3 separate regions of the Mus musculus genome follow, and regions 2 and 3 are each linked to region 1. The links are chromatin loops, found by intact Hi-C in ENCODE. Cell type or tissue: left cerebral cortex. All regions are shown on one strand.

Region 1 (8,000 bases):
TTGAGAGGACATAGCCTCACCCTACTTCCAGTTTACACTTCCTGCTTTGTGCTTATAGTTGACATTGTGACCTCTCTTAGGTTTCCCGCTCCAGCCACCATGTTTGTCTCTGGAAAAGTCTGTCCCAATGCACACTTCTTCTTCTTCTTCTTCAAGCTGTCCTGGTCATAGTGCGTTGTCACAACAACAGAAAGTAACCAACACAAACATACAGACACTTGGTTGTCACAAACTGAAGTCCCCATGAATATCAGGGACTGGACACACCAGAGGAAGGTTTCCTGTGGGGACTACATCCTCATCAAGTAGTGACTGGTATTTGGCCAGTCACTGGTCCTGGTAGGACTGTTTTCATAAGAGAATTAAAGTATGTACAAGCTGGTGCGGTGGATGGCTCGGCAGGTGAAGGCACTAGCCACCAATCTTGACCTGAACTTGATCTCCTTGACTCACATGGTAGGGAGAAAACCAACCCCAGCAGAGCATCCTCTGACCCCTCACATGCACTGGGGCATAAAGGAATGTAGTCTTTAAAAGCAATTTAATTCAGCAGGGACCTTGGGGACTGTGTGGAGCCGTTAGTGGCTTTGTTGAGTCCAAAGGTAGGTCACGTGCTTTACAAAGTAGAAAAGGCTCTGGCAGATGCGAATGACTTAGACTGGCATGCAAGCTGGGTTTATACAGAGCTAGAATAATAGAAAGGCAGGCAGAGTGGGTCACGCGAAAGCAAATATGGCAAGATTTGTGTTGAGTCAGAATTCCTAAAGAAAACTGTTGACAGGAAGCCAGACCGGACACTTGTGAGCCTCTTTTCCAACCTGAGCAAGTGTTTGACAGGGTTATCAACGATAGAGCAGAGCACGTAATGAAGATTAAATCTCTGTGTATGCTGTGTTAGGGAAAGGCAACTGTCCTCCAATAGTAGGCTATGGACATTTCTCCCCTACTAGAAAATGTCCTGGGGTAGAGATTGTTCACCCAAGCCCAGGGCCTTCCCAGCAGCCAATGTGGCTCATGGAGAGGCAGCCGCTGGCTTATGTTGGTGCAGAGTCTGTCAGATGCTGGGAACCTGAAGCCTAGCTCTGCTCTTCCTTCACACTGGCAGGATGTATAGAGCCAGCTTCCTGCCTGGAGCTCCTCAGACTTGGGGAGGCAGGGCCTTAGGACATGAAGGTAGAGTGGCTGGTGGGGAACAATTGCATCTCACAGAGTTGAATAAAGTAATGCGTTCTACCATGCTGCCATACCCAGTGTTACTCTTTATAAAGATTGATTTTTATTTGTGTTTTAATTATTTTCAATTTTTGTTATTAAATCTTATTTATTTACATTGATCCCTTTCCCAATCCCCCACCTCCCAGAGTTCTTCACCCCATCACCTCTCACCCCCTCCACCACCAACACCCCTTATTTTTAATTGTGTGAATTTATGTGCATCTGGGCATGGCCTGGTGCATGTGGTACCTGTGAGGGCTTAAGTTGGATTCCCTAGCACTGTGGTTGCAAGTAGTTCTGAGCCACCTGGTCTCAGTGATGGGGCTGCGCTGGGATTCCCCTGCCAGAGCGGTGTGTGCTTAACTACTGAGCCACCTAACCTCCAGTCACACCCTTTTGAGGAGACAATTGAGGCATGTTGATGGGAGTGGTGGGCTCTTTGGTACACCCCTCCTCCCTGCACGGCATCTCCTTAACTGCAGGATTCCCAGACAGAATGGCACTTGTTTGGAATGACAGGAGCTTTCAGACATCCTACTTACCTTTATACAGAGATTTCATTGCGGAGATGCTATAATTCCAACCTTTGAGTGTGCTGAGGAAGCACTGAAGATGTGCAGGCATCTAAAGAGGTAAGTTGGGAAATCATTTGGCTTAGCACACAAGAATCAGACATACCTGTCAAACTCTAGCAAATTTTAAGGATGGGTAAGGTATAGATGATACCTAACAAGGGAACTGAGAAGAAAAACCATATGTTGATTAATGTACGGTGTTTAAATGCAGAGGGCGCCTTGAGTGGATAGGAAAGGCACACAGAATAGTCATAAGATTAACTGAATGAAAATCCCAGAGCCAGGGATGGGGGTGGGGGGAGCTGGGTAAGCCCCAGAGGCTCCTAAACAATTTGAGATATCGCCATTCTTGCTGGCTGCATATGAGAACAAGGTGGTAAAACCCATTACAGGAGATGTGGGATGTTTTAGCTGCATGTGGCAAAGCCAAGCTGGGACTGGGCTGGAAGGCTCTGCCCAAGCCAGCAGTCAGTAAGTCACGCCACTGCTTTCCTTCAAAAGTCCATGCAAACGTTCCAGTGCTAAGGTTAGTCCTGAAGGGAATCCAGGTGGCCAGGAAACCTGGGTTGGTCTACTGGCCTTAAAGTGGCAAACTGGGAGTGGAGAAGGCAGTCTGTCCACATTCCCAAACTCCAACCAAACTGCCCAGCACTAGACCACGAGAGGCAAGCTGAACAGCTGGGGGAAGCCTTGTTCACTCCATCTGCCTCTCCGTTAGCATGGAAGTTAGTGCAGGTCCAAACCACAAAAACACTCTGGAAAACAAAAAAGACTTCTTTATTATAAAAACCCATCTGCCCTGAACTGACATGCAGCTGGTTGCTGGCACGTATTTGTCCTACTCAGTGTGAACAGTCATACATTCTACTGTAGAAATGGGGCGTGTTTGATTTCTGGGTATTGTCCCAGACAGTGCTGTGAGAAGGACATCTGTAGGTCACTATGAACAGTACTCCATCCTCATCCACCTCAGATTCTAGTTAACCTGGCTGGTCAGTGGGCCATTTTACTGTCAGCTTTGTAGGTGCTCACAACCAGGGAACCACATAGAAACATTAGCATGGTAAAAATAAATAAATAAATAAATAAATAATACAATTTTAAAAATGGTGATTCTAGCTGGGTAAGTCTTGATCCTATTTCTATAGAAACAAATGTTTTTTGAGCATCCACATGACTAAAAACGTCTCTGGATTTTTCCTAAACCAATCATCTAGGAGTGTCCGATGGCAAATACCTGTAATCACAGAGCTCAGATGCTCAGGCAAGGAGGATCCAGAGTTCAAGGCCAGCCTGGGCTATATAAGACCCTGTATAAAAACAAAAACATACATATAAATTTGCAGAGAGCTTTTTCTAGAAAAAAATAGGCATAACTTCGTCACCTTTCAAAATGTCCTGTAACGCGCACGGCTCATTTTTTAATCTAGTTATTTTCTTCCTTTTTCCCTAAGATGATGGTGACCCTTCTCCCCAGTTTAGGTCGACAGGGTATCTGCGTAGTTCTGAGGCCTTACCAGCAGAGGGCGCTGCGCCCGCGGGCTCGGGGCGGGGCCGGGCGCGCTTTTCTCCCCAGCAACAGGGGCCCCGCGGCGCTCGGGGGCGCGGCCTGGAGGCTTCCCCAGCCCCGCCCCTCCCCGCCCTGGTGCCCCAGGAGCGCCCTGCTGGGGCGTTGCCTGCCTCGCGGCGACCTCGCCCCTGCCGACTGGGGCACGGCAGGGCTGGGGACCACTCCCGTGCCTGCCCCTGGCGCAGCCTTCCCACCCGCTGGCCGGGCTGCATCTGGCTCGCACTTTGGAGCCGGATGGGGAGACGTGACCGCCGAGACTCAGGGCGCGCCAGGGACGGGTGGGGGAGGTTGAGCTTTGGGGCACCTGGGGCAGTTCGCGTTCCTCGGGGAGGGGAAACGGGCGCCCCAGCTCCCAGCTCTGCGTCCCCGCGTGCATTCTCCAAGAACGAGCTTAGCTTTTGGTTCCTCTTCCCGCTTCAGAGCCTTGCCTGGGATGGGGGCCAGGCCACAGGTCCTGCCCACAGTCACTAGACGAGTAAGAATTATTGCACTGGACTAGATGGACTTCATGCATTGCAGTAAATCTGACGGTGGGGGCTGAGTCCCTCAATTTCCTAATCTACAATTTGAGAACCTGAACTGTCCCGCCCATCCATCTACCCCGACCTGCAAATCCAAACACCGAGAGGTTTTCGGACCCGGGGCGAGGCGGGGGGGGGGGGGGGGGGTGCAATTGCCAGAATGCCTACCATCAGCTTCCAAGGAAGTCTAGCTATAACAAGGCATTTCCCAAGGACCTTGACAGTTCGCTTGCCCTCTACCCTCCCTGCCTCTCTCATCCCTCAGGGGAAAAAAAAACTACTGTGTGCTAGCTGCTTTTCAATCACAGGCTTTCTTGAGTTCAACACCAAACTCCTTGGGATTAGGGACCTATACCAGCAAAGCAAAAAGTCCCAAGACCTTAGAGCCAAAGGTCACTGAGTTGTCCTGTTTGTTTTAATACTGGCTGGTCCCAGTTCCAGCTTGGCCATTTGCTGCCCTCCTAGGGTTAGTGCCCTCCTAGGGCCTGTTTCTTAAGCTGACAAACGGAAACCACACTGCTTGGTTGTGACCAGATCTGGGGCACATGAGGAACTTTCTCCGTTTGCAGACCATGAGTCCTTTCAATATGTCAAGCAGTTCTTCCTGTAGTGCTTGAGCCTTCACACTTAGTAACCAGTGTCCTCTGCCTTGCAGCAGAGCAGCCTAATTAAGCCACATTTAAATACGGTGATATCTTTAGCCCAGTGGACAGGAAGTGGGGTAAACTCGGGGAAGCCTCTAAAATTTCAAAGTTACTAGTAAATCAGGATCAAGGGAAAATTGTCCAACCCTGTGCTGAACACTGATGGAGAATTTACCGCAAGATTCCCAGCTCCCACCCTCTGTACCTGGTGCCTAAGAATGCATGGGGGTGTGACTTGACTGCCATTGTCATAGGGGGTTAACCCCCCAGGGAGGTTCACAGTTTATCACCGCCAGAAGGCTATCTTAGGTGCCTTCCTGTTAGAACCTTTGGCTTCAGCAGCAGGGCGCATGCCTGGCAAAAACATAAGTCACGGGGAGTCCAAATGTTCCTGTCGGCCTCCTAGCTCCCATACCGTCTTACCAGAGATGAGGACTCCGAAGGCCAGGAGATCCAGCTCTAAGTTCCCGGCTGACACCGACTTGGTGGTGACTCACCTCAATCAGTGGGTCCGTGAGACCATATTTTCAGGAGGGAAGTCTCATGCCACACCTGTACAGTTTCCAAAGCACCTCTAAATAATTCCAAAGTGCTGTCAGTTGAGACCTGATGGTGTAGGTCAGTACAGTGACTGAAGGACAGAACAGGAAAAGTGTGAAGTATGGACTAAAAAGGATCGATCTGCGATCTGCACTCGGCGCCAAGTCATAAAAAGACATCCAAAGCTGAGGTTCCTGCAGCCGTGGCTGAGCAGGACGTGGGGTTCTTGGAAGGGACCCATCTGGGAATGCACGTGACTACCTGCCAGGGGCAGTGGGCAGACTGGAGTTTGCTCCAGGTCCTTCTGGGGCACCGTGGTGATTCTAAGTGCCACATCTATGCTGCTAGGCTGGAGCAGCTAATGCTCTGGGGTTCCGAGCAAAAGGGACTGCTTGCTGATTCTAAAATTTACCCTCCCGTTTCCTAGGGCGTTTAGGTGTTTGGAATGCCTTTCCTCCACCTGTCCACATTTCTACCAAAGCCCCCACCTTAACGCCAGCCCACCAGGGTTTCTGCGGCTGTGTTCCACACAGACCTCCGCCCCTTCCCATGACTACTTCGGGTGCAGGTTATCCTGTATGTGCATGCCTATGAAATCCTATTTCATCTTGCAGTATTGCCCTATCTGGGGTGGAAAGCCTTGCATTGAGGCTCCTCAAGTATCTTTAGAGCATTTGTCCCAGTTTAGGACAGGGTGGACACCACACAGACAATCCCTCCAGATCCACACCCTTTTCTGAGAATTCTCTGACCCCTGGCTGCATTTCCTGAGTGCCACAGGGCCTTGTGGCCAGCCATCATTGACAGGAAAGATCTGGAGCCAGGCTCTGAGCCAGCAAGTGGTGTCCACAGCCGCAGTGTGGCTTCCCTAGAGAGGGCTAGGGTAAGAGTGAGGCCAGGAAGGCACGGATCCAGTCCCCGGTGTGCTGCTGCTCTGCTCTTCCCAAACAGACCTTCAAGTCTAAAGACGGGACCAAACACCAGCGACCTTGGGTAACACCCCAGCCAGTGGACACCTAGGAACAGTTTTGTCCATCTGTCTCTGTGTGTGTCTTGGTCGCTCGCAGAAGGCTGCGCTGCAGGTGGCTCGAGCAGCTGCCAGCCATGCGGCTCCCCGCTGCAGTGCCCGCCCGCGCCCCAGCCTTTTCATGGGGGTTTTCCGGCTCCGGGCGCCCCAAAGCCACCCGGGCCGCGCACAGCTTTCTGATGAGTCAGCAGCAGCCGGGAGCCTCGAGCCGCTGCGGGCATCTGCTCCGTGACGCATCGTGAGTCACGGGCGCCCCGGCAGCCGCAGCCCGCCAGCTTCGCTGCAGCGCCGTCCCTACGGCGCCCACCGGGCCGGGCGCCCGCACCCGCACCGTGCATCTCCTTGGCTTCCCCGGCGCGGCCGGGCTCCAGGCTGACATCAGACGCTGGCCGCCAGGCCACCCTCTGAGTCAACAGTTTCCGAAGCGCAGCTTGCTGCCAGGGGCGGGGGAGAGCACAGCCTCCCGGGGAGGCGCGGTCCTCACCAGTCCGGCTGCGGCGGAGGGCGGAGGTGGGAGGTGGGTGGGGACTAACGGGGCCTTTACCAGAAGTCATGAGGCCGAGGGAGAAGGGAGGGCCAATGTCACCCCGCGGGGTAGCTGGGCGCCTTGGAAGCCCGCTGCCCCGGGCCACAAGCTGCAGCCCGCCCTGGGTGGCGAGGCTAGATCCGCCCCGAGGGCGGGAGGAGAGGAAAGGCGGGTCCTTGCTGGGAAAGGCCCCAGGCCAAGTTTCTAGAAGCAGGAAATGGACTGCCCTGGGAGACCTCTCTCAGCCCTTGGGTGCCAGGGGACCACTAAGGCTGAGACTTGGCCTCCAGCCCTTTGCTGGGGTCAGCTTTGAATAAGGCCTACTGCTGGGGGCCTGGCCTTGCTTGTTTAGGATCATACCAGAAGGGCTGGGGCCTCACTCACCTTACTCTCCGTGGGTTGCAGACCCTGTAGTCAACTGGGGAGGTAGGGAGGCACCCTTCCTCAGCTAAAGGAGATGAATGTACAAAGATAAATCGTTTCCAGGCCCTGGTATTAGCTGGCAGGTGGCTTTCCTGTTAATCGGGGCAGTAATGCTATGATTGAAAGGCACGAAAAAGAAGAGAAGAATTATGGGAATATGTAAAAAAAAAAAAAAAAATCACTGGAGGACTTAATTCTTCATCCCAAAGCAAGTTTCCAAAAGCTGAGGATGTGGCTTGGTGGTAGAGTGTTTGCCTACTGCAGGTCTAGTTCTTAGGAGTGTGTGTGTGTGTGTGTGTGTGTGTGTGTGTGTGTGTGTGTGTGTGGGGAGTGGGGGGATGGATTAAACTTTCCACTGAAGCCCTACATTTGTAGAATAATCTGGCCTTCCAATGGGTAGCAAGGCTAGGCATGTCTGGGTGCTTTGAGCTGCCTCCGCGTCTGCCCAGTAGCCAATCAGAGAGGCGGCTCTGTGTCTGGGAGGCACAAGGAAAGCAAAACATGAGCTCTGGGGACAGAAGATGATGCTTCGTGGTAGAATACTTACCCAGAAGGCACAAGGCCTAACTCTTCTCCAGCCAGAAATGGAACAGTCAAGGAAAAACCATAAGAAACATGCACCTTCTGGAAGCTTCTCTAACTCCAGCAGTTTTCCCTTACCAGGGCAAACAGGAAGGCAGGGTGAGGAGGAGCCAGGACACGGAGGACAGCAAATGTCTACAGGCGCTTGGTTTTCTCCCCTAGACCCGCGCCTCTAAGATCCATCTGGGACCGGGATGAGTAAGACTGTGGGCCCCAGCGGGAGTTCATGCTGAGCCGCTTTCCTGGATTTCACTTGCTGTTTTTCTCAGAGCCACCACTTAATTAATGGTGCCAGTCTGGGGAGGGAGGTGTCTGTGTCTCCCCTTGTAGGCAGGAGCAGGACAACAGCTGGGCTTTCAGAACCAGTCTGGATCTGT
Region 2 (8,000 bases), 190 kb after region 1:
GCAGCTGAAATCAATTATCTAGACAGAAACGGCTCCTACAGTTAGGGCCAACAATCTGGTGTCACTCTATGGATCGAAAAGTCCCAAATAGTCTCGGTATGGGGATGGAGCCATTCAGTAGTCATTTTTACACCAGGTATTCATGCAGTCTCCTACACTTATGAGAGAGCCAGGCTGTGGAACCAACAGAAGGTTGACCTGTGATTTCCAGGTCTCTCATAAACAAGCTGTCTGGGAAATGCAGCTGCCATGCTGAGGAAAAGCAGGCCTGTGTGGAGGTTGGCATGGGTGGGTGGGTAGGGGAGCTTTGGCTAGCAGCTGGCACTTTTGTAAGCCACAGGAGAACACTGTGGTATTCCCTCAGCTTCACTGAGATTTCGGGTGACCTGTTAGGGTGACTTACAAACAGAAATTACCACGACTTAAGTGGCAAAGCGCCTGCCTGACAGAGCCAGCCAAAGGGCTCAGTCCCAAGAGACGATACTCAGTTATGCCTGTTTCCATGCTAACTGGAGATAAGGAGAGTGTGTTTGTGTGAGTGTGTGAGGGAACAGTGTATGCGGCGTGTGTGTGTGTGTGTGTGTGTGTGTGTGTGCATTCATGTGCATCTAGGCTCATGTGCATGCACACACAAGTGTGTACATGTGTGTGTTTCAGAGAGTATATACATCCATGCATGTGTGTGTGTGCACATACATATGTGAGTGTGTTTGTCTGTGAGTGTGTGTGTGTGTCTGTGTGCATGTGTGTGTGAGTGTGTGTGCCTGTGTTTGTGTTTCTTAGGTTGCAGATTTGGTTTTGTTTTAACTTTGAGGCCGGTCATTCTTACATAGCCCATGCTGGTCTCAAACTTCTAAACTCAGCTTCTTCAGGGGTGGGGTTGCTGTCCTGTGCCACGATGCCTGGCTTGGCAGGTATATTTTGAGGAGAAGTGATGGGACATTATAGTTTATATCTGAAGTGTTTTCCCCCAAAGTGCTGTGCTTAGGGGGTGGACACCCAGCCGACGGTGCTGCTTTGGGGGGTTCTGGAAGCTTTAGAATGTGGGACCTGGCAGAAGAAGTAACTTACGGTGTACTCTTGGTTGTATCTTGCCCCAGACCTCTTGTCTATTTGTTTCTTGTCCACCATGAAGTGAACAGTCTCCTCACCATGCCCTGCCACCGGTGCCCCTCCTCCAGCTGCACTCAGAAACATTCAGCTAAGAGACCACGGAACCTTCCTTCCAAACTGGGCGTCAAACTGGGAAAGCAAACCCTTTCTCCTTAAACTGGTTCTGAGGTTCAGGTGAGAGTCGTGTGTGTGTGTGTGTGTGTGTGTGTGTGTGTGTGTGTGTGTGTGTGTCTGTCTGTCTGTCTGTCTGTCTGTCTGTCTGTCTTGGGTCTGTCTGTCTGTCTGTCTGTGTCTGAGGCAGGGTACCTCGTAGTCCAGGCTGGCTTCAAACTCATCACATAGCAGAATTCTGAGTCTTCCTGCCTCCATCTAAGAGCTGAGGTTACAGGTATCTGCCACAACCCAGCTTGATTTTGATCAAACTCTGTAAAAGTGGCTAATATAAAGGACTTCTAGAACACTGGAAGAATCATTGTTAAGATTTTATTACTAACAACTGCTAAGTTTCAAACCCAGGACCAATGACTAGGTACCTATTTAATATATCGAATCAGACCTGGCAGCCAGGTTCTCCCAGCATCCTTCAGTCCCTATCTGTTACAGAGTTTGGCTCGAATACCCCACCTTCTACCTTGAACTCTCGAGCCCAGTGGTTGGGCTGCCCTTCCCCCAAAAGCTCTTCCCTATATAGTCCAGCCATTTTGATTACCTTTTTTGTTTCTTTGGCCTCCTGGCTACTGCACCTAGGGTCCCTCTTTCCCCTATGCCCACCCCCCGCCCCGCACCCCCCACCTGTCCACACATGGCCTGCACTCAGCCTGGTCATGTCAATTATGGACTCTCCCAGATGTCCCTGCCTCTACCTATGCCACAAGTCTATAATAAACTTCTCCACCACACCTAGGAACGGTCATGTCCTTTCCTTTTTTATTTATTTATCTTTTTATTCAAGAACAACAAAAACAACCACCTCAGCTGCAGCCTAGTGTGGTGGCACATGTCTTTAATCCCAGCACTTGGGAAGTAGAGGCAGGACAGTCTCTGAGTTCTAGGCCAGCCTGGTCTACATAACAAGATCCTGGTCAATTATCACTACTTAGTGAGCCCTGTTTAAAACAAACAAGCAGCTGGGCGTGATGGCGCATGCCTTTAATCCCAGCACTCGGGAGGCAGAGACAGGACGATTTCTGAGTTCCAGGCCAGCCTGGTCTACTGAGTGAGCTAGCTCCAGGACAGCCAGAGCTACACAGAGAAACCCTGTCTCGAAAAAACTCAAAAAAAAAAAAAAAAAAAAAAACCCAAAACTCAAAAAACAAAACAAAACAAAACAAAAACCTAAACAAGCAAAAACTCTGAAGTAGATGTCCCAGCACCTGTCATCACTCGGAGGTTGAAGGAGGAGGATTAAAGCAGGTATACGGCCACATAGTAAGTGGGTTCCAGGCCAACGTGGGCTACACCAAGTGAGGCCTCCAACTGGCAAAATAAAAAGCAGTGGCTTAAACCGCAGAAATTTACTTTCTTGTAGCTCTAGAGGGTTTAAATCTAAAATCAAGGTGTTGGTAGCATTGATTTTTCTTATGTCTCCCTCCTTGGCTTTAGATGCAATCTTCTCCCTGCATTTTTACAGAATCTTGCCTATATCTGTCTAAGATAGTATCTGTCTTAGGGTTTCTGTTGCTTCGATGAAACACCTTGACCAAAAGTAAGTGGGGTTGGGGGTGGGGGTGGGGTTGGAGAGACGGCTCAGCTCTTAAGAGCACTGACTGTTCTGCCAGAGGTCCCGAGTTCAATTTCCAGCACCCACAGGATGGCTTATAACCATCTGTAATGGGATCTGATGCCCTTTTCTGGTGTGTCTGAAGACGACTACAGTGTACTCATATACATAAAATAAATAAATCTTTTAAAAAACGAAAACAAAAACAAAAGCAAGCCGGGGAGGAAAGGGTTAATTTGGCTTACATTTCCACATTGGTGTTTACCAAGAGAGGAAATTGAAACAGGAACTCACACAGGGCAGGAACCTGGAGGCAGGAGCAGATGCAGAGGCCATGGAGGGCTGCTGCTCGCTGACCTGCCTCACACGGCTTGGTCATCTGCCTTCTTACAGAACCCAGGACCACCAGCCCAGGGATGGCAGCAGCCACCATGGGCTGGACCCTCCTCCATCAATGAGCAGATGGACCCTAGGGAGACATGGTCTCCACTGAGGTTCCTCTCTCTCGGATGACTCTAGGGTGTGCTAATTCACTTATATGGTCATCACCATATCCTCATTTTTTTTTAAAAACAGAAGTTATTATATTAACAGAGTTCATTAGCTCAATTTTTAAAAAAGATTTATTTATTTAATGTATGTGAGTGCACTGTCGCTCCCTTCAGACCCACCAGAAGAGGGCATTGTATCCCATTACAGATGGTTGTGAGCCACCATGTGGTTACTGGGAATTGAACTCAGGATCCCTGGAAGAGCAGTCAGTGCTCTTAAGAGCTGAGCCATCTCTCCAGCCCCCCCCCCATTAGCTCAATTTAACATGAATCCTTTAAAGGTTCTATTTACTAATTAGTCACATTCTGGATAATAGGACTTGTAGGAGAGAGTGTACTCAGTGGTTAGAGCACTTATCTAGCATATGCTAAGTTTGATCCCAAGTACCTCCCCAAAGCAAAAAGAATTGGAGGGAAGGCGTAATTCAGCTATAGCATTGGTCAACGTATGCAAGTCTATAGTGTTTCATCTCAATATACCAATAGCAGCTGTTTTATAAACCAGCCTAAGATGTGGTGTTTGTGTAGCAGCAACCTGGGGAGGCAGGTCTTTCAAGCACGTACACAGCCACTTCATATTCATATTCCTTGTGCTGGGCAGAATTTTCCTTCATTATATACTCATAAGCATTATTTGATAGTTGATCTTGTCAACTTGATGGGATCTGGCACCATTGCAAGGATGTTTCCAGAAAAGGTTAACTGAGGAGGGAGACACACCCTGCCTGGGCAGCACCATCCTGTCAACTGAATCCACCAGGAAGAAAAAATGGAATACCAACTGAATCCACCAGGAAGAAGAAATGGAATACCAACTGAATCCACCAGGAAGAAGAAATGGAATACCAGCATCCACCATGTCTAGGCTGGATGCAGTGTGACAGCCTCAGACTCAGGTGCCATAGCCACCGTGCCTTCCACCATGGACTGTAGCCCCTCAAAACTGAGAGCCAAATAACCCGGGCTCCCTTAAGCTGCTGCTGCTGGTTGTGACACAGGCTCCTCCCTTCCCCCTTTAGACTTATCCTCCGGAAGATGAGTTTGACCTGCCCTGGGCATGAGCCAGACTCAGGGGTCTCCTCTTCAAGTGCAACTACATCGTATGAGTCACGATTGCTCTTTTGTTAATGTATATTTGGTCTGTTCCTTTTGATTTTTCTAATTTCTGATGCTCATTGTTATTGTGTGAACGTGTGTGTACATGATGCCTGTGTGGAAGTATGGGCGTTTGTGTGCCACAGCACACACGTAGAGGACAGAGGCAGCTTTGTGGAAGTGGTCCACTCTGAGCATTATGTGGGTACAGTAAATTGAACTCAGGCTTTCAGGCTCATCATGAAGCAAGCGATTCTGTCCTCTGAGCTGTATTGCTGGCCTTCAACCTGACTTTTCCAAGGAACTGTGTATCCTTTTCTAAAACTTAAATTTAGTTCAACAGGAAAATGCAGTGGGGTTCTGGTCTGCTTTGGGGGCTGGAGGTGCAGCCTGGCTGTGACCTTTGCTGCACTGCCTCACAGGCCACTCTTGGTTCTGATTGTGGTGAAGGTTGACTTCCAGGAGCATTTGAGGCTGCTTTTCTGACTCAAAGCAGCATTGCACTGCCCCCCTGTGGCTGGACAGGGTCATGACTCCAGGAGAGTCAATGGGTTGTGAACAGATGTGATTCCCCGGGGCCCCCAACTGCCAGAGTGGGACATTCTGGTTGTAAACCACCGCCTTAGCTGTCGCAGTGGCATGGATGTGACTGATCTAAGTCACAGGAACTTCTGGAATGGATGTCTTCATTCTGAAACCCCTAACAACGCTGCTCACCTGAAGTTTCTCATGAGCAGATGAGTGACAGGCCTTAAAGACAGCAAGAAAGGACAAGTGTGCACAGCTCCTGCGATGTGGTACCCAGGGGCTCTCATAAAGAAAAGCCTGGCCCGGCCCTAAGAAGCCGGAGGCCTAATGCTTTGGTGTTAAGTCTGTGGGTTACATAGTTACATAGTTAAAAGCTAGCCTGAACCATGTGTTGAGATGCCCAGGCTGCTGAGCAGGTAAAATCGTGACCGCATCCCCATATATTTTGTGTGAGTGTGTATGTGCACATTGATGTGTGTGCAGGTGCTTAAATGTGTGTTTTAGGAGAGCATTATGCAAGTATAGCTTGCATGTGTGTGTGTGCGCACATGCGAAAGCCAGAGGTCAACCTTGAGCATGTGTTAGTTCTTTTGTTTGTTTATTTATTTTTTTGAGACAAGGATCTCTTTACAGCCCTGGCCTCAACAATTAGGCTAGACTGGCTGGCCAGCAAGCCTCCGGAACTTAGCTGTCTCCGTCTCCCTAGCCCTGAGATTATAAGCACATGCCATCACATTTGGCTTTTTAAAAAAATAAATTTCTCTCTCTCTCTCTCTCTCTCTCTCTCTCTCTCTCTCTCTCTCCCTTATCTATTTATGAGGTCATGCATGCCTTGGTGCTTGGGTGGAGGTCAGAGAACAACTTGTGGAAGTCAGCTCTCTCCTCCCACTATGTGGTCTCCAGGGATCAGACTCAGGTCTTCAGGCTTGGTGGCAAGCACCTTTATAAACTGAGCCATCTTGGCGGCCTCACGTTCTTATGCTTGCAAAGCAGGCGCTCTACCGACTGAGCTATCCTCTACATTTTAAGAAAGGTTTATCGTGGTTACAAGCACAAGCTTTGGACTCTGGGTTTCAAGCCCTAATTGCACTACTTATTCGGGTGTGGCTTTGCAGGGGTAGTGTGGAGAATGAGGGTGAAGCAGAGGGGGCAGGGGCTCCTAACACAAGTGAGGACCACAGGAGGTGAGAACCACAGGAAGTGTGGGGGAGGATGCAGACAGCAGCAGATCCTCAGCTACTCCGTCCTACCCTCAACTGCTCCTTCTGGCCTCGGTATGTGTCTAACTCTCCTGGCTCCGATTTTTGCCTTTAAGGACAAATGGCAGAATTCCCTGGAAGACAAAGGCTCCACACTCGGGAGTGACTCAAGTCCTAAGCCCCTGGCCAAAAGCTGGGGCTTCCTCCATGCTGGAGTGAAGAGGTGTTGATGGTTTTTGGTTTTCTTTTCTTTTCTTTTTTTCTGAGTTTCCATTTTGTGGGGCATTGTTCCACTTTGTCTGCAGGCCTTTTTCAGCAACTGTGTAACAAATGCTCTTTAAAGACAGCCAGCAGTGGCGGCACCCAGACTGCCCTGCAGGGCTGGGCCAGTGTGCAGACACCCTGGGTGGTCGTTGCAGCTGTAACTACCGGGTCAACAGCCACTGAGGAAGAAAACCGGGTGGAAACTTGACCTTGGCCCCCAGCTACTCCACTAGTCTGGTTTTGCTGCTTTAGTGCTTAACCTGCCCAGGGGCTACATCTGGGATTAGAGTCTGCAGGCAGGGTTTTGGGTCAGGGCTCAGCCCTGAACTCCCAGGGGAAGAACGTTTCATTCCTGGTTCATTCTCCACTGCTTTGAAGGTTGAAAGCAAACTACTACCCCGCTTCTGAATCCAGCCTGGGTTTCCTCTTAGCTCATCCTGAACAAACTGTTTGACTGCCTGGAGGAAACGCCATGTTGTTTTTTCTCAAAGATGAAGTGGACACTACACTAATATTTACTCAGACAACTTTGTTTAAAGGATGGCTCAATGTGCATTTGAGTTGTATTGCAGAGCCAGGTGCTCAATAAACGTTAACTACAAGAGAAGGTGTGGCTGTACTCACCTGTGTTCACACTGGGCGGGGCACGGAGAACAGCAAGCAGTCTCAAGTCCGATGCTGACCCAAGCTATAGCAGATTCTAAGCTACTATGTGAGTACTTGTCTCAAAAAACATAAACAAACAAACACACATAAATTAATGTTAGCTTATGTTATCTCTTAAAATATTATATTTAATGGGGCTAGAGAAATGGCTCAGCGGGTTAAGAACACATACTACTGATCCTGTGGGGCTCTTGGGCATCCGGGATTCCAGTCCCAGGAGATAAGACCTTCTTCCAACAGACATGCAGACAAAACATTCATACACACAAAATAAAAATAAATCGAAGTATATAGTAAGTAAAACCATCAACATCATCACCACTGTGGTGTGTGTGTGTGTGTGTGTGTATGTATGTGTGTGTGCGTGTGTGTGTGTGTGCGTGTGGTGTGTGTGTGCACGTGTGTGGTGTGTGCGCGTGTGGTGTGTGTGTGTGCGTGTATGTGTGTGTGCATGTGGTGTGTGTGTGCGTGTGTGTGTGTGTGTGTGCATGTTGTTAGGTTTGCACAGTTAGGTGCCAAGTGCCTTTGCGTGCTGAGCCATGTGCCCACCCAGTACGTACTCTCTTACCACCTCCCTCCCCATCATGCTGCCCTTCCGGTGTGTAGAAACTCATGTTACCTCTGTCTGGAAATCGCTCCTTCCTCTCCACTGTCCTCCCATAATCTTGCCCGTTGTCCATTTCAGACTTATTCTGAAACCAGCCAGAAAAAGCCTGAGTGGGGGCTGGTGAGAGGGCTCAGTGATTAGGAGCACCGACTGCTCTTCCAAAGGTCCTGAGTTCAAATCCCAGCAACCACATGGTGGCTCACAACCATCCGTAACTCGATCTGAATCCCTCTTCTGGTGTGTCTGAAGACAGCTAC
Region 3 (8,000 bases), 67 kb after region 1:
CCAGTCCCTCCCCATGTTCTTCTAGTGCTCCAGCCCTTCTCTGACCTGGAATGCTCTTTTTCCAAATGAAGTCTCATCTGTGACTCAAGTTTCTTTTTCATAGTACTTGCTATGTAGCTTAGGCTAGCCTTGAACTCATGGTGATCCTTCTGCCTCTGCCGTGCAGGTACTGGAATTATAGGTATCCACTACCATGCCAGACAAGATTGCAGTGTCTTACAATGTGAATGTGTGAAGATTACTGGTGTTCCTTTAGCTACATAAATAAATCCGACATGAGTGGACTCACAGTGTGTTCTAGCTACATTTGCGATTGTCCCCTCCCTTGTTTTATTTGTTACATAGGACCTTAGAAAGGAACAGAAATGCAATTTGAATTTGTTTGGAGTGTGTGTGTGTGTGTGTGTGTGTGTGTGTGTGTGTGTGTGTGTGTGAGTGAGTGTGTGGTAGAATGTTTGCCTAGCCTGCCGAAGGCCCTACATTTGATGCCCAGCACTAGATTAAACAAACCGTCTAGAGAAAAGTTTTTGTGTGAAGGGCTGATGCCACTCCTGTGTTGATTCATTGGGATCAAGTGTCAGAGAACCCTCTATGGTGACCATAGAGATGACCAGGGAGGCAGGAAAGATGAGGACAGATTCCCAGAAGGAGGGAAGGTGTGGGTGTGGTTTCTGGGCAGATGAAATCATTCCTGTCCACTACCCTTGCACCTGCCTAGGACTCTGACCAGACCTGTCCCTCCTGGCCCGAGTCTCACCCATGACTCAACCTGTTCCTTAATCAGACATTGCTCCACTTCCAAGCCTCTTCTCTCCAGCTGTGCGGTGTGCCTGTGTCTCCGCCTGCACAGCCCCCCACTGCTGCTCTGCTCCTTCTAGTGAGCCTGTTCTTTGTGGAGACTACTTCTCAGGGGCTGCCAATCAATTTTCTTCCTTGAGGGAAGATGTCCCTGAGACCCCAGAGGTGTAACCTTGACAGCGGCTGTCTAGAGATCTCCTGGTTCCTCCTTAGCCATTCTGTCTGTTTCGTGAGCTCCCAACCAAAAGTGATACTTGCTGCTTTCTACCATTCTGATTTTCTTCCCTGGATGATTCCTGGGTGGTTGTCCGTTTATCTTCATGTGTCCAGCCTTCATTCATCATGATCCAAGGCCCCAGGTCAGTCCCTAGCTCCCCATGAAACCAAGTGTGTCTGTGCACACCTGAAACCCAGCTCTTGGAGGGCAGAAGCAGGGGGCCCAGAAACTTAAGATTATCCTTAACCACATAGCACATCCCGGCCCCCACAATGCATTTCTTTGATTTTATATGTATGAGTGTTCAGTCTGCTTGTATGTATGTGCACCACATGCAGGCAATGCCTGAAGAAGCCCAGAAAATGGCCTTGGATCCCCATGTACTTTAGTTATGAGTGGTTGAGCCACCCTATAGGTTCTGGGTACCCAACCCAGGTCCTCTGCAAGAACAGCAAGTGCTCTTAACCACCGAACCATCTTTCTAGCCCCTTACTGGCTTTGGTTTTGAGACAAGGTCTCGTGTAGCAGATGCTGGGCTAGGATTAGGGTTAGGGTTAGAACTGTGTTTTGTAATTTGGAACCCAAACCTTTTAAGTCACCCTGCCTTCCAATAGAGCCTGGCCAGGAGTTTGTCCAGCCAGGGCTACCCTTATTTCCAGCTGAGGCCAAGGCCTCTCTTTCTAGCTCTGGGTCACAGAGAGGCTGTGCCTGAGTTCACCAGTGCTTGTCCCGGCCCTGCAGGTGTGAGTTTTCCCTCAGCTCCACTTGCAGTGGAGGACAGGCACTCTGCCATAGCACCTGGGGAGAGCTGCTTCTAGGCTAAGCGGCCCCCTGACAGGCAGGAGCACTTCTGTTTACTGTGACTTATGACCGAGAGTGTGGCTTGATCAACAGAAGCACACAGTCTCACAGGACTTCTGGAGGCACTGGAGACAGAGATGGCTGACAAGTCAGTGGGTTCCTCTCAGAGGCTAGGATCTAACTCAGTTGCATGGTTCTCATGAAAGGCCCAGCACTTTCACGCACTTTGGCTATCAAACAGAGCTCTACCTTCACCCTCACTTGTGTGCTGTGTGTGGTCTGTCTGTCTGTCCATTCGCCTTCCTTTTCACAAGGACACAGTCATAGCAGATTAGTCCCTGACCTAATGACCTCATTTAAACTTGGTCATCTGTAGAGACTCCGTTCACAGAACCTGGGAATTAGGGTTTCACTCCACACCACTCTCTCCTCCTGCAGTCCTGTGGTTTGCTGTACGTCCCTCTGAATCCACACCTCAGTACCGCTGTGGGAACTTTTGCCCATCTGTTACCGGCAGCTCTCTTCTCTCTGGGCTGAAACCATATGCTTCAGCATCAAACCATGCTCTGAAACCCACCTGGGCCCAGCGTGCAGACCAAATACCACCTCCTCCCCCACAGAAAAGCTTTCCTATCCCCATGTGACTGCAGCCTTCCAAACTCCTTGTCACATCTGGCTCAGTTCCCTCCGTTAGGATTTGCTCTTGTCTGCCTGGCATGTATTTGTCTAAAGATCTTCATCATCCATTCAATGTTAGCTTATGTTTAGTGCAGATGTCCTGCATATGAGACACTCTCCTGGCCCTGTGAACAAACTTTACACAATTGTCTGTATGGATCATCAGAATGTTTGTAGCAGCGGCAGCAGCAGAGGGACCCAGCATGGCCCAGCAACACCACATATGTAAAGGAAAGGGGAGTTCTGAGCATGAGTTTGTTTACCCTCTGCATCTTGGGGTGAAAGGTGCCTCTTACATCCTGGGTGGTAGCCTGGCTGCCTTGTAATGTTAGATATAGGACTCCCAGTAGCCCTGGCCTCACACTTAACTCCACCACTCATAGATATTGACATACTGGGGCCAGCCTCATCTACCTTATAGATAGTGACTATCTGTGGCAGTCCCATCTACCTCATTTGCCAAATGGAGTGCTAACAGTAGCAAAAATCCAGGACCGCTCAGCATATCCAGAAAATACTGGGGAGAAAACTCCTTGACTAGTCCCTAGTACTTAGGTCTTTGGTAAATCAGATCCAGTGCTGGTGAACACATCCCCAGGATCTCAGTACTGGGGAGGTGGAGGAAAGATGATTAGGAGTTCAAGGCCAGCCTGGGCTGCATAGAAAATACAAGGCCAACCCTTTCACAAACAAAGCAACAAACAAAACTACAAAGGAATAAAAGCAAAGCAAAGGGACCAGTTAGGACCCCTGGGGTTTGCGGGTGGAGCAGCTTGTGTGGGTGGAGCAGCTTGTGTGGGTGGAGCAGCTTGTGTGCGTGGGTGACTTGGGAGGTGACTCACAGGAGAAGATAGCACATGGGGAGCGGGAAGGTGTGGATCCTGGTCATCTTCACTGCAAGTGTGGCTTTCTCGCCTCTCCTGTCCCAGAGCTTGTCACTGCTTATTAAAATGAATGCAGCTTTTGGGTCCAATTCCCTCCAGGGTCAAACTCACTCTTAAGCTGGGGAAGTGTGAGCCAGCAGTAACGTTCAACAAGCTCAGTCCAGAGAGATGCAGGGCAGAGGCCCCAGAGCCTGCAGGGGAAGTGGGTGAGGCTCAGCTGAGGAGTGGGGCTCTGGCTGTCTGCAAATCCTGTCCTCCTCCGTCCTCAAGGAACGGATGGCTGTGCTGAGGCCGGCTGAGCCTCAGCAGCTTGAGTTCAGCCGAGGAGGTGAGAACGCCTGAGCCCAGGACCTGCTCAGCGTGGGCAGGGGAGACCTGGAGGGCTGCCACTGAGCCGGAGCCAGCTCCAGCTCCAGCCCTGCAGCTCGGGTGCTGGTGCATTGCCTCTTTCTCAATCCTCTGAGTCAAAAGTCCTGTGGCAAGCAGCAGTCCTCCTGAGTCATGTGCCCACAACCCTCTCACCTGAGCTCTCACCTGAAAGAACCCAAACTGGTTTCTAACCACACCCCTTCCAGCAGGACAGAACTCTGTGCCGGGGTCACAGGGCAAGCTGGAGGTCAGAAGCACATCCGTTTGTTCATCCCCACTTAAGAAGACCTGGGGATAACGCTGCTTGTGTCCTGGGTGGCTCGCTGGTGGTTGCTGGAGAACATGTCTTGGAAAATACAGACTCCAATTTAACCCTGACCTTTTGAAAAAGAAAGACCCTGCTTCCCGTCTCCCCACCAGATCCAATTGATTTTATCTGGACATGAGATAATTTTGTACAATATGGTACTAAGCATAATATGCCAGACCTGGTAGTACCAGCTTGTAAACTCCAACTGCTGGAGAGGGTGAGGAGAAACGACCACAAGGCTTGCCTCGGCTCCTCTGAGCTTAAGAGCAGGCTGGACAACTGCATGAGAAACTCTGTCTCCAAAAGCGGGCAGGGGGGCAGCTGAGGAGATGGCTCAGCAGGTAAAGACTCCGTGGTGGAAGAAGAGAGTTTGCTGCTGTGTCTTAGGTCTAACCTCTACATATGTCTCCCCACACCAATAATAAATAAATGGAAACATTAGCTTCAAAGTAATTTTCCAATGGCAAAATGCTGGCTAACAAGTTTGAGGCTCTAGCTCCAATCAATGTCCAGTGCTACAAAATAAATAGAAATAAATATTTAGAACTGACACAGCTGTCCTCTTTTGCTGGAGTTTCTCCTAAATGCTCTGGTACCATCATCCACTCTGCCCCTGGCCTGACTGAGCTGGTACCCGGTCAGCTCAGCCATTCCCTGGGAGTTTTCTATCAATCTTGTATGGTTTGAACCCTAATCCAGAAATAAAGTAGGAAGCAAACAGTAGATTTGTCTCTTCCTGGGCCATCCATAGCTCTGTGACCTTTGGGCCTTTGGGCCTTTGCATTGTTTATCACTTAGTGGTGGTTCTTATCCATCTTCTCAGTGTAGGGGGGGGGGTCTGCTGAGATGGTGTGTGGTCCTCTGGACTCATGAAGAGCTCTTCAAGAAGAAGCTCGGCCTTACAGATGGTAAAGTGTGTCTGGCTAAAGATGGGTGTGAGATCGTAGTAAAACCACGAAACCAGGACACTCCTTGGTGGAAAGAAAGAGCTAATAATGAATATCTGTCAAGGCTATCTCTCCCCGGGACAGAGAGGAGAGCCAAGGGGCATGGGAGCTCTGCCAGTTTTAAAGGGCACAGGTAGCTGCCAGGGGGGAGCCTGCTAGCTGGAACTGTGAGGGGAGGAGTTGGGGCTTTCATCTGTTGCAGGCTTATTTGGGTTAATAGGGAACTGGACGCCTTTTCTGGAGGTAGGGAGCTGGAGGGGGCGGGAGGGGACAGATAAGAAAGGAATGGCTTTTCCTGGGAAACAGAAGCCCACTTTACAAGGTTTCTAGGAATGCTGACCTTCAGTAGCAATCCTTCTGTTTGCCTGGTCAGAGTCCATCCTGAGCTGAGCCCAGACTGACATTTTGGGGGTGGGTACCTAACATTCCAGCCTTTTGTTGAGGATAAGGGACATCAATAATCTCTAGCTTCGTTGAGCTGGGCAAGACAATGTTGTTGGGTTTTCAGAAAGGCTGGATTGTCAGTCAAAATTGGTGTGTGTGTGTGTGTGTGTGTGTGTGTGTGTGTGTGTGTGTGTTTAGGTCTGTGATGGTAGGAGAGCTGGGGACATTCTGTCAGAAGTTTCTGTTTTACTGACTGGTGGGTAATTTCACTAATTCTATCCCGAAGGAAGCTGAAGAGACAAGGAGGCATCATTATTATGAGAAGTATAGATATTAGTGGACCCAGGACGAGAAGGAGTCAGGGACCCAAGAAAGACAAAAGGAAGAGAGGTCTGCTTTGGAGTTGGCCCCTGGAGGCTATAGTTTGTAAGCTAGCTCATTTAAGTTTTTAATCCTCTCTTCTACTTGGCTGGATTCATTCACACAGTAGCAACACTCCTCAGTGAGGGAGGGGCAAGGACTTCCCTTTTCTGCAGCCAGCAAGTCCAGGGCTCTTTGGTTTTGCAGGGCTACAGAAGCAGGAAAGGTAAGCTGGTTTAGCTGTAGTTGCCCGGCTGAGGTTGATTCCTGGATAGTGTCTGGTAGCTGGGTAGAAATTTACTGAGGTAGATACAAACTATGACCCAATCTGCCTGTGGTCAAGCCTGTGTAGGAGCTGCTGAGGCTGCCAGACTAACTCCAGCCACGACTGGGAGAGCCACGGCCCATCAGTTCCTGTGTAAGACTTGGAGGAGACTGTAGAACTCGCCTTTGGAAGTGACATGCAAGGAGCATGAGTGGATTTGTCTCCACACTGGGAGAGCCTGATTGTCAGCAGAAGAGCGTTCCCTCTGGGGTGGGTAAGGTTCCTGAAGTTGATTGAGATGTTCATTTGTGCTGATGAAGGACAGGGCTGGAAGGAGCTGTCAAAGATGCAGTCACCTGGTATCTGCAGAGAGTAGAGAGGTACTGGAAGTGATAAGGGAAGGGGGAGGGGAAGGGTGTGCCGGTTATAGAGCATGGAGGTTAGAGCTATGTGGGTAAGAGGAATAGCCCCACCAGGGATTATAGTGAGGAGCACAAGGAAAGTGTGCAGATGAGTCAGGAGACCCGTTGTTTCTGCTTATGTGTGGAGAAGACACAGGATTCACTTAGAACAGCCTTCCGGAAGGCTGGGTTGACAGAGGTCTCAGGCAGCTTAGCCTGCAGTTTGGATTCAGATTTTCTAATAGCTCAGCTACACCACTTACAGAGGTGGTTGGTGCTTTCTCACGGATTCTAAAAATAGACTTAACAAAGTCAGCAAAGGCAAAGATGCTAAACAAATATTACTGTGAAATGGAGTAGACGTTAGGAATTTATAAATCTCATTTATCAGATATGCATTATTTATAAAACATATATTGTTACTTAACAAAATTTTCTAGAAGCCTGGTGTTGAACAGTTAGCAGAGACATAGCAGTTAGGTGTAAATCTCTAAGTCGGTTTTTATTCATCTAAGTAGACCTTAATCTGAGGGTTTTTAATCTTAAAGTTAATCTGAGTATAACCTTAAAAATTTATTATCATATTAAAACCCACACCAATCCAAAATATTTTGAAAACCTTTTGTTGTTTCCTTAATCTAAAAAGGAGAAGTAGAGGGCTCGGTAGGACTGAGAAGTTATATCAGTGTTGTCTTAGTTGGTCTATGTTATGTGGTTATCATAGATGGTGGTTAAGCCATATGACATGTACCTGTAAACCTTAGTAAGGCTGTCATCCTACTAAGCTGACATGTGGCTATTATTCAAAATATCTATTTTTCTGTAGAATTGAATCTAAGTTACCTATACAGTATATTCTAAACAATAGTTGAATCATATATAATCTGTTATAGCAAATTAAGATTACCTATCTATAGAATTTTTTAAAATTCTAAGCCTATTGTATAAATTTTAAGCCAAATTTTTTGTTAAAGATTTTATAGATTTTCTTTAACCATACCCAACAAACTTATAAATCCTGGGGCGGAGTTTACATCATAGTCTTAAGAGCTCAGATGTAAGAGATCCCAGGATCATCTGTTTGTGCGGTGGGTTGTTGATGTATGAAAGAGTTTGAAAATCAAATGCACAAGTCTTTGACCATTGGTCTGTACTGAGGACAAGCTGTTTGTAGTACTAAAACCTGAGTCTAAAGGGGAGAATTTATATAAGCTTCAAGAAGGAGCAGAGAGAGAGAGAGAGAGAGAGAGAGAGAGAGAGAGAGAGACAGACAGACAGACAGACAGACAGACAGACAACAGACAGAGACAGACAGAGAGACAGACAGAGAGAGGCGGCCCAGATGAGCTTGGGCCTAGTGAAGCTGCAGGGAGACTCTGCCTGAGGGAGGAGAGGCCTAGGTAGGCTTAAGGAAGAGACAGATCAGGCAGCCCTGATGGAGGAGAGGAAACTTTAGTGGAGAGCTGAGAGCAGAAACTTCAAGACTGCAGGTGAGAGCTAAGATCTCTTAGCTTAGCAGGACTGCAAGAGGGAGGAGCTAAGAGATAGCTTAGTAGGACTGCAGGAGGAACTGCAGTTCCTAGGGG

Evidence for each region. A loop is a pair of places that touch in the nucleus more often than their neighbours do. Peaks named below come from ENCODE experiments on the same cell type or tissue, not always from the same donor. Only the 100,000 strongest peaks of a DNase experiment are listed, where the experiment ranks them.
Region 2: a loop joins it to region 1, with 7 times the contacts of the local background. A loop is called at or near these places in 28 of 42 quality-filtered maps.
Region 3: it touches region 1 in a loop (2.9-fold over the local background); 2 of 42 quality-filtered maps call a loop at or near these places.

Annotation. Positions count from the first base shown.
Region 1 is chr15:38,469,248-38,477,247 of GRCm38, reverse strand. Gm41308 (a long non-coding RNA gene) reads right to left here and starts at 4,020. Exons shown (of 2, transcript XR_001781662.1): 1 at 1,758-4,020. In left cerebral cortex, a CTCF peak has its summit at 3,294 (motif pointing right); DNase peaks (open chromatin) are centred at 4,582, 5,065, 6,349, 7,490 and 2 more places; H3K4me3 peaks cover 1,911 bases; H3K27ac peaks cover 2,233 bases.
Region 2 is chr15:38,281,040-38,289,039 of GRCm38, reverse strand. No RefSeq gene overlaps it. Among named protein-coding and RNA genes, the nearest start is that of Gm35248, 14 kb to the left of the region's middle. In left cerebral cortex, CTCF peaks have their summits at 3,531 (motif pointing right) and 4,994 (motif pointing left); a DNase peak (open chromatin) is centred at 4,983.
Region 3 is chr15:38,402,078-38,410,077 of GRCm38, reverse strand. Gm41307 (a long non-coding RNA gene) reads left to right here and starts at 5,428. Exons shown (of 2, transcript XR_875181.2): 1 at 5,428-6,287. In left cerebral cortex, no CTCF peak of the experiment used is centred here; DNase peaks (open chromatin) are centred at 2,390, 3,380 and 3,726; H3K27ac peaks cover 355 bases.